3 separate regions of the Mus musculus genome follow, and all the other regions are linked to region 2. Evidence: chromatin loops called from intact Hi-C (ENCODE). Cell type or tissue: left cerebral cortex. All regions are shown on one strand.

Region 1 (4,000 bases), 140 kb after region 2:
CTGTGTCTACCGCCCGCTCAAGCCCAGGATCACTAACCGCACCAACCCCCGGGACAACACTCTGATGCAACAGAAGCTCCTTCAGGTGACACCTGGGGAGGGACAGATAGTACACTAGGAATCTGTTTTCCATAGCGCTGTCCCACTTTGACTCCACACCAGCTTTTCCCCTCTCACCTAGATCTCCTAAGAGGGCACAGAGTCCACAAATACACACAGAGACATGCATACATTCTTACTCTAGGAGCAGAGTTTTGAGACTAGCTGAATCTGATGGGCTAGAAAACAAACAAACAAACAAAAACCTGAAAGAGCCAGGGACTTTGGAAACTAGATTATGTCAAAGACAGGTGATTTACCAACATTTTTCCTCCTTAGGAGGCCTATGTGACCCCTAAGGATGACCTCCGGTTGGTGGGGGAACTCGTGAGCATCGTTGGGGCTGTGATCATCCTGCTGGTGGAGGTGAGGTGTGGATAGAATCCTACTGGAGGCCATCTGACCCAGGGGTCCAGTCTGCATTCTGGGCTACAAATGCCTTTGTCTCTGACTTCTTTCCAGATTCCAGACATCTTCAGGTTGGGGGTCACTCGATTCTTTGGACAGACCATTCTCGGGGGGCCATTCCATGTCATCATGTGAGTGTCTCCATTTCATTTCCATCCTTCATCTCATTAGAGCATCTCCCACCTTCCCTTATCTCCGAGTTCTCTCTGTAATGTGTAACCTCAGAGTACTGAATGTTGTCAAGGCTGAGTCTGATATAGTATGAGGTATATTTCAGCTGCACTCTTGTTGCTAGGTCCCCAGGATGAGCCTGGCTTCTTTCTCATTAGACCCACTTTTCTTGCCCCCCCAGTATCACTTATGCCTTCATGGTGCTGGTGACCATGGTGATGCGACTCACCAATGTAGATGGAGAAGTGGTGCCCATGTCCTTTGCTCTGGTGTTGGGCTGGTGCAATGTCATGTACTTTGCCAGAGGATTCCAGATGCTGGGTCCCTTCACCATCATGATTCAGAAGGTCAGTTCCTCCCCCACGCTTCTAATAGAGTCTCAGACCAAGGTTAACACTTTCCCAGAGGGCCAGGAGGTACATATTGCAGGTGCTGTGACCCTGACATCATTCTTTTTATATACTTTTCTCACTGTCTTTCTTTGAAAACATTTAAAATCCTCTTACAAGCTTTTAAAACTCCTTAGTTTAAGAACCTCACCAAGACAGGGCAGGCAGACTTAGCTGGCAGGCTGTAGTTTGCCAGCCCATCCTGGTATGGGTTGATGTTTGGGGTTAGACTTGCTGGTGTCAGGTGGGTAACTGCTCTGAAGGTAGTGTTCTCTGCCTCCTCCTCTTTGTAGATGATTTTTGGTGACTTGATGCGATTCTGCTGGCTGATGGCTGTGGTAATTCTGGGATTTGCTTCAGGTAAGTCACCAGGATGGAATCTGTGGGAGGGAAGGGCTGCAAGGAGCTTAGAGGATACAGAAATCTTCACACTGAACTTGGAGGGAGGCCAGACATGATAAGAGGCCAGGAAATGTCTAAAGATGGAATACTGCTCAGAAGTAAAGGACTGACTGTAGTGTCAGGGTCAGATTAGGAACATGAGTCTTGTAGAAAATAGTGGAGCATAATAACTTAAAATTTATCAGTTTTGAGCTGATCAAGGACAACTGCAAAAAACATGCTAATGTGGACAGGGGAAAGCTCAGCCCTACACACACATAAAACAAAACAAAACAAAACAAAACAAAACAAAACAAAACAAAACAAAACAAAACACAAACCCACAGACAGGTAAGGAATACTGAGAGAAGAAATATTCCTCCCCAGGAAAGAATATACCAATTTGTTAGAACTATACAAAAGGGTAACCTACCCACAATTAACATTGTAAGACTGAGCTGGCCATATTTATTGATTTATGAAATATATATGGATTTATGGGATGGTTTGGAAGGAGAAAAATGAAGGGAGGTAATAATTTTGTCATCTCAGAAAATTAAAGAAATAATTTAAAATGTATTGTTTAGAGTTGAGACCACCATATGAGATGAAGGGAATAGAATGGACAAGTGGTGGGCTATTCATGACACAGTTGCCATGGCAACTCTCACCCCTTGGGTGGAGCAGCCTTCTATATCATTTTCCAGACAGAGGATCCCGATGAGCTGGGTCATTTCTATGACTACCCCATGGCACTGTTCAGCACCTTTGAACTCTTCCTCACCATCATCGATGGCCCTGCCAACTATGACGTGGATCTGCCCTTCATGTACAGCGTTACCTACGCTGCCTTTGCCATCATCGCCACACTGCTCATGCTTAACCTCCTCATTGCCATGATGGGTGACACTCACTGGAGAGTTGCCCATGAGCGAGATGAGCTCTGGAGAGCACAGGTGAGCCCTCTGGCGGCTAGGAGGGTTACTGCATCTATCTGGCCATGCTCAGATAAAAGAAGTCATTTGTACTCCATGTGTGTTTGGATAGGGTTCTGCACAAATTGTAAAATAATGAAACATGCCCAGGGGGATTTAAGTAGTAACGAAGAGCACTTCTGGAAACGTTGGGAAGGATTCTGTATAGTTTTCTTAATTAAACCCTTGGTCTTTTCTAGAAAAGTAGTGAACAAATGGCTAAAACTATATTTGGTCAGTTTCGCTCCCAAGTAAGAACAGAATGATCTAGTCTTCTTCAACACACTGAAGCCTGCAAAATTTGACCCAGAAAAACTGAATGTGTTATAAATGACATTAAAAAAAAAAAACCCTCTCTTTAGCAGCAGAAGCTATCTTAAGTCAGATCATTATGATGGGCATACATAAAAGACAATGAGATGAATCTGGTTCCCATTTAAAAATATTCCTGGAAAAGAATTTATCTCACCAAAAATAATTTAAGCAAAATAAAAATGGAGCTATAAAACCCTGGAAAGCATTTAACTGTGATGTGTGGAAATGGAGTAAAATCCTAAGCTGGCTAAGAAGAAGGGTTTGCTGGAAGAAAACCTTTTGAAAAATCTGTGGATATTAGATTTCCAAGTAGGATGTTTATATTTTGAAATCACTTTATGCATGTGGGGTCAAAACATTCTGAAACCTGCGAAACTCCTTTATGCTTTCCATGTTCTTACCTGTACCTGGGATCAAGGTCTCTCCTGAGAGCCTCTTATATGCCACCTGGCTTTACCATGGCTTTCAAGTTACAAGATAAAGAATTGTGGGGTTCAAGTCTCATCCATTCTCTTCCACGGAAGAGGCTCTATTAAGTTCATACTGCCATCTTGGTTTGGGGGCTTGTTTCCATTTCTAGAAAGCCACAAGTCCCTGAGTTTCTCCATTACTAAATTGTCTTCTCTCTGCCTGGACTCTGGTCCTCTCAGTAAGCACCTGACCTCCTCTCTCACTTCCCTTTCTCTACCCAAATAAAGGTTGTGGCCACCACTGTGATGTTAGAGCGGAAGCTACCTCGTTGCCTGTGGCCTCGCTCTGGGATATGTGGGCGAGAGTATGGTCTTGGCGACCGCTGGTTCTTGAGGTAAGTGAAGTGGTATTCCTTAAGCAGTCACTTTAGATGATTTCTCTTGTTCCTAGAAGCTCTGTGGAGGCCTGTATGCTTTCTAGACCTCGTGTTCCTTGTCTTAAGTGTGGCTACTGAGGACAAGACTCAGTTTTGAGCTTGGGCCCCTAAGCATCATCAGAGATGAGCCTGCAGCTCTCTGAGGCTTGGCTGCTGAAGGGTTGGTGCTCTGTGTTCCCACACTGGCTGCATAGAACCTTCAACACTGGTAGGGCTGGATGACAAGTGTTGAACTTGGATCTTCTTTTCAGTAATCCCTTCTTCCGCTCTCCCTAGGGTGGAAGACAGGCAAGATCTCAACAGACAACGCATCCGCCGCTATGCACAGGCCTTCCAGCAACAAGATGGCCTCTACTCTGAGGACTTGGAAAAAGATTCAGGAGAAAAACTGGAGACAGCACGTCCCTTTGGTGCCT
Region 2 (4,000 bases):
TCTGACAAAACACCTTCTCTTTGGACATGTTATTGCTTTTGCAATTTTGCATTATCAAATATTTAAATGGATACAGATTATAACCTGTAACTGTGTGAAAGAGGGTGGCTCAGGATTTCTGACCATTGAGACAAGGAAACCTTCACTAAAGGATTTTGGTTGACACCCCCTTCTGTTATTTGCAGCCAGCCATGCTCTCTACCTCATACTAGTCCAGATTATCCTCCAATTTCCAAAGGCTCTCACAGTGTACACAAGCACTGTGAATGTTATGTCCATGTTAATATGTGGTGCACAGATGGACACAGTACACAGTGATGGAGAGACAAGAGACCTGAGACTAGACTGCTAAATTAGGATATGCCCAGAGCAAACCTGCTGTTTCTTTGGATGATGCCAATTACAGTGGCCAGAGGTGATATGAAAACACTTTGGCTGGAGGGAATTGCTGACACTAATATAATTTCCTCATGTTTATAAATTAGTTAACTGTAATAAATAATTATTGTTAGGGCCCATCTTCTAAAAAGCCAGAATCTACATGGGCACTTTGCCATCGCTCAGATCCCTGTCTTCCCAAAGGTGTGTCACCACTTCCACCTAGTGGTCACTATTAGTAATGCACACAGGATATCTGACCTCCCCTAGGCTGAACTGTCTGGAAGCTGTTAGGAAGAATGGGGCAGGGATTAGAGTAAATGTGCATTTCCAATGCTAGGGGAGCAAAAGAAAAAAAGAGAAGTGAGCACATTGGGGACACAAATTTTGAAAATTAAGAAGGATAAATTTCTGAAGCAATTTGAATTTCAAAAACTTGCTTCAGAGAAGTCCATGATTTTTTTCTCCTGTTTACATATAATTAATCAATTAATTGGTGTAAGTGTGTAAGCATGCCATGGCACACAAATAGAGATCAGAACAATTTTCAGCAGTTGTTTTTCTCCTACCATGTGAGTTCCAGGTCAAACTTAGGTCTTCAGTCTTGGTGAGCACCTTCAGCCATCTTTGTAGCCACATATGTCACTTTTTGAGAATGATAACAGTTATTTGTATGAGCCAGAAACTATGAATAGTTTTAAAATGAAGACTGTACTGAGCTACTGTCTGGAGAAAAATAAGTAGCAGAAGGTGTCTCATTGGTTCGTGTGGTAGCATAACCTTTCTCTGTGCGGCAAAAACCATACAGATGTGTCTTCTGATCTCCACCACAGCCATCTAAGTTAACCACCAGCAGTGGTCCAAAGTCATGGATTCTGCAAATGCAAATTCAACCACGCTCTGATGCAGAGCTCCCCTCCCGACAGTTGTATCTGTTCTGAGTACATGATGACTTCCTCTCATCACTGTTCCTGAAGAGCTATAGTATAACAGAAAGTGGGGAGCATCCCCCTCATAATACATATTAACTAGAGATGACTTAAAGTAACAGGGAAATAAAAATGGACATAGGAAGACATGTGTATGTCATATGCAAATACTACATCATTTTATATCAGAGATTTGAGTATTCATGGTTTTGCATCTACGGGAGACTTGGAACCAGTCTGCCAGAATTCAGTTATGGTCTGTCACATGTTATGAATAAAGAAAATAAGATAGACTCAAATAAAATCCTACATTCAAGCCCATTTATGAAGTAGAGGGCCAAGATGGGGTTCAAACTTGGTCGGACAACTCCTGATAGCACTCTGTTCACATGAGATTGCTTTTCTTTGATTCACATGTAATTATTTGTTTCAAGGATTATTCCATGTGTTTTGATGAATTATTAATAACTTTAAATGGTTTCCAAACAGTGCAAAAGTGGATGGAAAGCAGTTACTCTCCTGTCTCCTAACACTAATGGAGCCCCCTTTCCTTGAGGCTTGATCGGTCGTTCATGAGTTGCACACTTTTCTATAGTATCTCAGCAAGACTATGATAAAGAGATGTCAGCACAATGTCTCACACCTGCAATGCCAACTCTTGGGAGGCTGAGGCAGGAGGATGATGACTTTGAGGCACTCAGAGCTGGCTACCAAACAAATGCAAAAACAAAAATGATTCCATCTCCAATATTTAAAGAATTATAATTTTTATTTATGATAAAGTTACAGTGTGGATGAATTAAATTAAGCATCGAAATCAAAACTACCATGCATACCTAGACAAAGTTTTAAATTCAATCAGAATGGTTTTTAAAATAGACCATGTTAATTTATGATTCAGTTACTTGAAAGGTTTGGAGTTGCCACTAATGTAAGGCTTTAAAAATGACTGCTTCAATTTTCTCCCAAGCTCATTATATTCTCCAAACATCATTGCAAAGCTTCAAAAGCATTCGAAGCCTATCTCCCTTCTCTTTCTTTTATTAAAGATGCCCTTCTTATTCCCAGATCCTCTCTTGGTTATTAGATTGACTTGTAGCCAATCAAGTAAATTCAGCTAGGGACACATGACCTAAAGGGCGTCATCTCAATTCTCCAGTCCAGAGATCACTTGCAGTGATACCATACACAAGCTAGATGGCCATATCTTCAAAAAGTACACTTCAGTTTTAAAAATATGCCAAACTCTTTTCCACATGTTGTTTTGTGAGTACGAGTCCAGTTTTCACATGGACTGAATGTGAATCAGCTCCGTAGAGCTCAATTTTAAGTGCATTTTGCAAGAGGTCCCATTTTTAGCCAAGTCACAGCTGAGCTTTCCTGTTAGCTAATTAGTACTTGTTCTTAAATTGGGCAGCTCCAATTCAAGCTAGATGAGATGCAATTTATTTCTTCTCTACTCTTAAAACCATCTAAGCTGTAAAATTTATGTTACTCTGTTTTTCCTTTTGTCTACCAGAGGGTTAGTTTAGTTTCATTCTGAATAAGTCAATAGAACTCCTAAATTGCCACACAACCACCAAGTTATCTGCGGGGCTACACAATTTTGATGATCACCAAATTGGATAAACCCAAAGCACTGGAAGATACTTGTCTCTAAAGATTGCCATAATAGACTCAGCAGTTACAAGCACTTGTTCTTTTTGCAGAGGACCCGGGTTTCATTTCCAGCACCCACTTTATGGTTTTCAACTGTATGAAATACCAGCTTCATGGAATCCGATACCCTTTTCTGGCCTCTATAGGCACCAGGCACACATGTGATACAGAGACATACCTACATAATAGAATTACAAATAGAAAAGGTATTTTTCCTTCAACCACTGCCTTCAACATGCTTCATCAAATGTGCCTTGTCTTCCCTTGTGTGGCATTTAAGGCCCGTTCTGTCTGTATTGCACCTAATTCAATGAATATGTTCTTCCTTGACCACTAGTGCCCATTAATGTAGACACTGAAGGGGAACAAGAGTAGCATGTTCTATTATCCCTCATCATTATATTGTGGTCCTCCATTTGTATCCTGAATCCTATGACATCATGTCAGAGAAAAAGAGATGATGACTTTTTACTTACCTGGAATTCATTGTCTTTTCCTTAGCTGATGATGCCTTTGGGAGACAGACATTCAAATGACCTTCTCACAGCACAAGTTCATACAAGTGCATCTGCATTTTGCACTGCTTGCAATTACCTTCAACTCCTTCACTAGCTGTTCAAATGAAAGCTTTGCAACACTGAAGGCTCCTTATCTCAGTCGGGTAGTATGCTTGAAGGCGGGGGGGCATGGGTGCGGGCATGGGTGCTGATATGTATGTGGCAGGGGACAAGAAATCATCTGCCTTGCTAGTGCTGGGATTAAAGCTTATGCTACCACATCCAACTTTTTATTTGGGTTTTGAGAATCATAGTCTGGGCTTCATGCTTCAGGCAAGGATTTTGCTGACTGATCATCCTAGTTCAAGTGAGTAGTAGGGTGACCCACTTGGATGAAGACTCTTCAAGATGAGTCACCATAGTATTTGCATAATCCCTATTTCTGTATCAGCACAAAACTCTCCATCATCCTCCCTGGGAGAAGACAAGAGCCTTCTCCTTTTTTAGTCTGAGGATAGGTGTTCATTATTTCCTGGA
Region 3 (4,000 bases), 130 kb after region 2:
CTTGACCCCCACCTCCCAAGAAAACTCAGAAAGAGCCATAAAAACTAGAAGAACCACATAATTTAGTGGAAAGTGCCTTGGGCTATGTTCTTGTTAATCAAGTCTGCCTTTTAACCCTCTGTGATCTTCTGGCAACTGTTTAACCTTGCTGCCTCAGTTTCCTTTTCATTAAAAACAATGGGAAAATTACTCAGCTGGTGTTGTATGGCTATGGAAAGTAAATATGGGATTAAGTGATGTTGCTTTGGAAACTGAAAGGCACATTGAACAAATGAAATCACAACAAAGAAAATATATTATTAAAAAGGCAACTACTGAAGATGACAAAAATCAGCGAGGCTATGAACGACCTCCTTGTTAACAGAAATGAATCCAGTCAGAATGAAAATGTATGTACCGGGGCTGGATGGCTCAGCGGTTAAGAGCATTGACTGCTCTTACAGAGGTGCTGAGTTCAATTCCAGCACCCAGAGTTCAATTCCCAGCAACAACATGGTGGCTCACAACCTTCCGTAATAGAATCCCCTGGTGTGTCTGAAGACACCAACTGACAGTGTATATATATATATATATATATATATATATATATATATATATATATATATATATATACAAGATATACTGGTGCCTACAGTCATCTGTAATGGTATTTGTAGGAAAACTTAAGTATATCCTCAGAGACCCCCTACTTCCAGCTCTAATTAACACAAAGAAGGACAGAGAAATAGCTAACAAGGCACTCAGCTCAGACTCTGACCTGCTTGGATGAAGCACTTCAGAGTACTCACCCTGAGGCTCCATCTGTTACATGAACAGATTAGATTGCATTTCTGCAAATTGCTGCTTTTCTGATTTGAATATTTCTTAAAACTCAGTGGATCCTTCCTTGTTTCCCAGAATAAACGATGGAACATGACTCATGTACATGGCACACATAGACTTATACGTGCATAAGAACCAGAAACAGAGGGCTTGGGAAGCAGAAGTCGTAGAGAAGGGAAGCCATTGACTTACTTTGGAGACACAGTGTTGGGATTGAACAAGTGAACACTATCTTATGCCAACAACAACAACAACGTGCTAGGTTTTTGTGTCAAGAACACCATTAACTGAGTTTTTCCCAAGCCATCATGGAACTGGACTGTTCAATTTTATACTTAATTCCCAAGTAAAACAAAATATTGAGGAACCTTAAAATATCCTTCATGTTTTTAATACTTTCCATTTCCTTTTGTTACTCTCTCACTACAGCTTATGTAATTTCACATTTTTGTTTCTTTCTTGCTTTAATTATTTAAAAATATTTTGTATGTTACTAGGAAATATTATCCATGGACATTTAATTGTTCTTCATGTGAAGAATTTTTTCTCTTAATAAGCTATGAATCATTACCCCCTGTAAATCAGGGTTTTTCTATCCTGGCATGGTTTCACCTTGAGCAGGATATTTCTTTGTAGATGGTCCTGTGTGATATGTTCAGCGTTGCTTCTCCCCTTTATCCCCTATCCCTTAGTTGTCCTCTAAGCTTCTACAATTGACTGCTGTTAGAGAATCTACAGGATTCTTTGGTATACCTCCTACTTCTTTTGGAGCCCAGGAATTGTGAAGCAAAACTATGTTAGGAAGTTAGGGCTTTCTCTGCTATCACCTTGTGGCCCTATATAGTTACTACAAGTAATAAAGTAATCTGGGACATGCTGCCTGACCATTTCTCCTTCATTTTACTGAATTCTGGAGTTTGCAACCAGAGAAGGTCATTTCTGATAAACATTGTTTGAGTTGGATTACTAGTTGTTTCTTTACTAGGGGTGTGGTTTGACTAAGTTGACAGATAAGACACGGGGCACTTCTTTTGATTTGACTTTCTGATAAATAATGGATAAGTTGTTACTATAGGGATGTCTTAAAATATTTCATAGGATATATTTATAGAGCTAGAGGGACGTAGTTGTGAATGGGAATAATCAAAATACATTGTATAAATGCATTATGTTTTCAAAGAACACACATGAAGTAGTACTGAAATAGTTGTATAACTAAGGTTCGATATTAATTGAACACCATATAACTTTTCCCAGTATATGTAGCAGCCTTTGGTCTTTCCTGGGCCTACTAGAATAGCAACAGACAAAAGAGAACAGATTACATATGCATTAGAGGCTCATGGGGGACAGTTGCCAGTTTCTGAGATGTGTCATGAATAAAACGAAACTCTGTGATTTCCAAGTGTAGAGGAAGAAACATATTTTATTTACAACACTAAGTATATGTTATAATAAATATGAGACCAATGGAAAGAGTAAAAATATTAGAAGGTGGTGGTGGTGGTGGTGCTGTGTATGTTTTGTAGGAAGCATTGTTTCCCCTACATTCTAGTGCTGACTCTAAAACATGTGCGTAAGAGAGCTTTGGGAAAATGGTTGGAGTCATCATTGTGGTGAAGAGTATAGAAAACTTGCAGCAGTATCTTCAAGTCAAACCCCGTTTCCCATTTCGATTCTATGTTTATTTAAGGTTGACTTAGGGGGTGGTAGATAAAGTCAACAAGGAGGGGGTGTGAAGCCACCTTGGCACCAGCGCTGATTCATCCATTCGACAACAGTCATAGTAAGCACCCACAGCACACTAGGTGATTTTGCTAGGCACAGAAGTGCAGAATTCACAATGGACAATCACTGGGTTAGGGGAGTGGATTCAGGAAGAAGCAGTCTTGTGGGCACAGGCCCAGCGAGAACGGTGTGCTCTGTGGGGCTGAGGCCTGTGGTGAGACTTAAATGCCAGGTGTAAGGAGTGAGGGGGAGGATCACAGAATGGAAAAATAGTTGCACAAAGACCATGAAGGGCCTCTGTGTTCCTTATCCTTGGGCACTGAAAGACCGGTCGGCTTTTTGTAAGCTGTGACTGCCTCACCATTTAGAAAGACTATCTTGACAGCATTAAAAAAAAGAAAAAGAAAAAGACTAGAGGTAAATAGGGCACAGGAAAACCAACTGAATGTCTTCTTAATCCTGGGCCAGAGAATAAAGACGTGAATTAATGAGCTTTAGTAGCAACAAAAGAGGAAGAACTAAATGGAGTCAGAATCTTAAATGACTGATTGAACCGGTTGCTACCTGTTGGCTTATGATGGAGCTGGGTGTTATGGTTGGAGGAGATAGAAGTCACTTTCTACTCTTTATCACTTTTGCATCCCCAGCTTTGCAGTAAGCTTCTTACCACTGCCAACACTTTAGGATGGGAGCTTGTACAGATGGCTTTTGTATGCCATGTAATAGGCTATCTATGCATAAATATAATAATTGCTTTTACTCCCGTGGAAAGACCAAATTACTCCAAGCTGAAAGAAAAATCCAGTAAAATTGGAGCCATGTGTTTTAGTTGGGATAAGAGTACAGAGGTGATTTGCAGAGCCAAAGGACATACTTCTGCCTATAACACATAAAAGTAAAATAATAAGTAAGGAAATGGTGGGAGATGGGAGTTGAGAGAGGATCTGAATTCCAAGTTGGATGCACTCGAGAAGGAATGGAAGGGGAAAACGACAGCAGTCACATCCACATGAAATTCAAGAAATGGATTCTCTAAAGTAGACTCTTTCCTTCCCCTTCATCTTCCATTTATATCTTCACGGGTACTAATGGTAGAAATAAAGTAGCACCTAAGACAGGAGCAGCCTAGAGACAGTGTCTGAGAATGACAGACGGCTTGACTTCCTAAATGTCCTTAAGGTGTGCTCTTTAGAGGCTGCTATTCCAAGGCATTCCTTGGATTTATGACTTCAATAATTTCACACGCATGAACCACATTCAATAACTCTTGACTTGAGAAAGACTTCTGGAACTTTCATTCTCACAAGAATCCATTGGGACTTTTCCTAAACTGCAGACCTGAACATACTCAGACCAAAGGGTAATCTGAGAGTTGAAATCTCATATTAATTTGCATAAGATGGCTGATCACCCATAGGATTCCTGACTTACAAAAGACAAAATGTAGACA

The links. Peaks named below come from ENCODE experiments on the same cell type or tissue, not always from the same donor. Only the 100,000 strongest peaks of a DNase experiment are listed, where the experiment ranks them.
Region 1: a loop joins it to region 2, with 3 times the contacts of the local background. A loop is called at or near these places in 5 of 42 quality-filtered maps.
Region 3: it touches region 2 in a loop (5-fold over the local background); 6 of 42 quality-filtered maps call a loop at or near these places.

What each region holds. Positions count from the first base shown.
Region 1 is chr6:41,621,220-41,625,219 of GRCm38, reverse strand. It overlaps Trpv6 (transient receptor potential cation channel, subfamily V, member 6), which reads left to right. Exons shown (of 15, transcript NM_022413.4): 8 at 1-85; 9 at 379-465; 10 at 562-638; 11 at 860-1,025; 12 at 1,361-1,427; 13 at 2,136-2,404; 14 at 3,436-3,542; 15 at 3,861-4,000. It overlaps Gm38795 (a long non-coding RNA gene), which reads right to left and starts at 3,446. Exons shown (of 2, transcript XR_869004.2): 1 at 3,139-3,446; 2 at 1-1,447. In left cerebral cortex, a CTCF peak has its summit at 2,418 (motif pointing left); DNase peaks (open chromatin) are centred at 1,381, 2,387, 3,063, 3,495 and 2 more places; H3K27ac peaks cover 236 bases.
Region 2 is chr6:41,758,493-41,762,492 of GRCm38, reverse strand. No RefSeq gene overlaps it. Among named protein-coding and RNA genes, the nearest start is that of Olfr459, 12 kb to the left of the region's middle. In left cerebral cortex, CTCF peaks have their summits at 603 (motif pointing left) and 2,467; DNase peaks (open chromatin) are centred at 591, 2,644 and 3,873; H3K27ac peaks cover 55 bases.
Region 3 is chr6:41,628,638-41,632,637 of GRCm38, reverse strand. All of the region lies in intron 1 of Trpv6 (transient receptor potential cation channel, subfamily V, member 6), which reads left to right. Among named protein-coding and RNA genes, the nearest start is that of Trpv6, 5.8 kb to the left of the region's middle. In left cerebral cortex, a CTCF peak has its summit at 1,661; DNase peaks (open chromatin) are centred at 1,625, 2,230, 2,445, 2,540 and 1 more place; H3K27ac peaks cover 1,059 bases.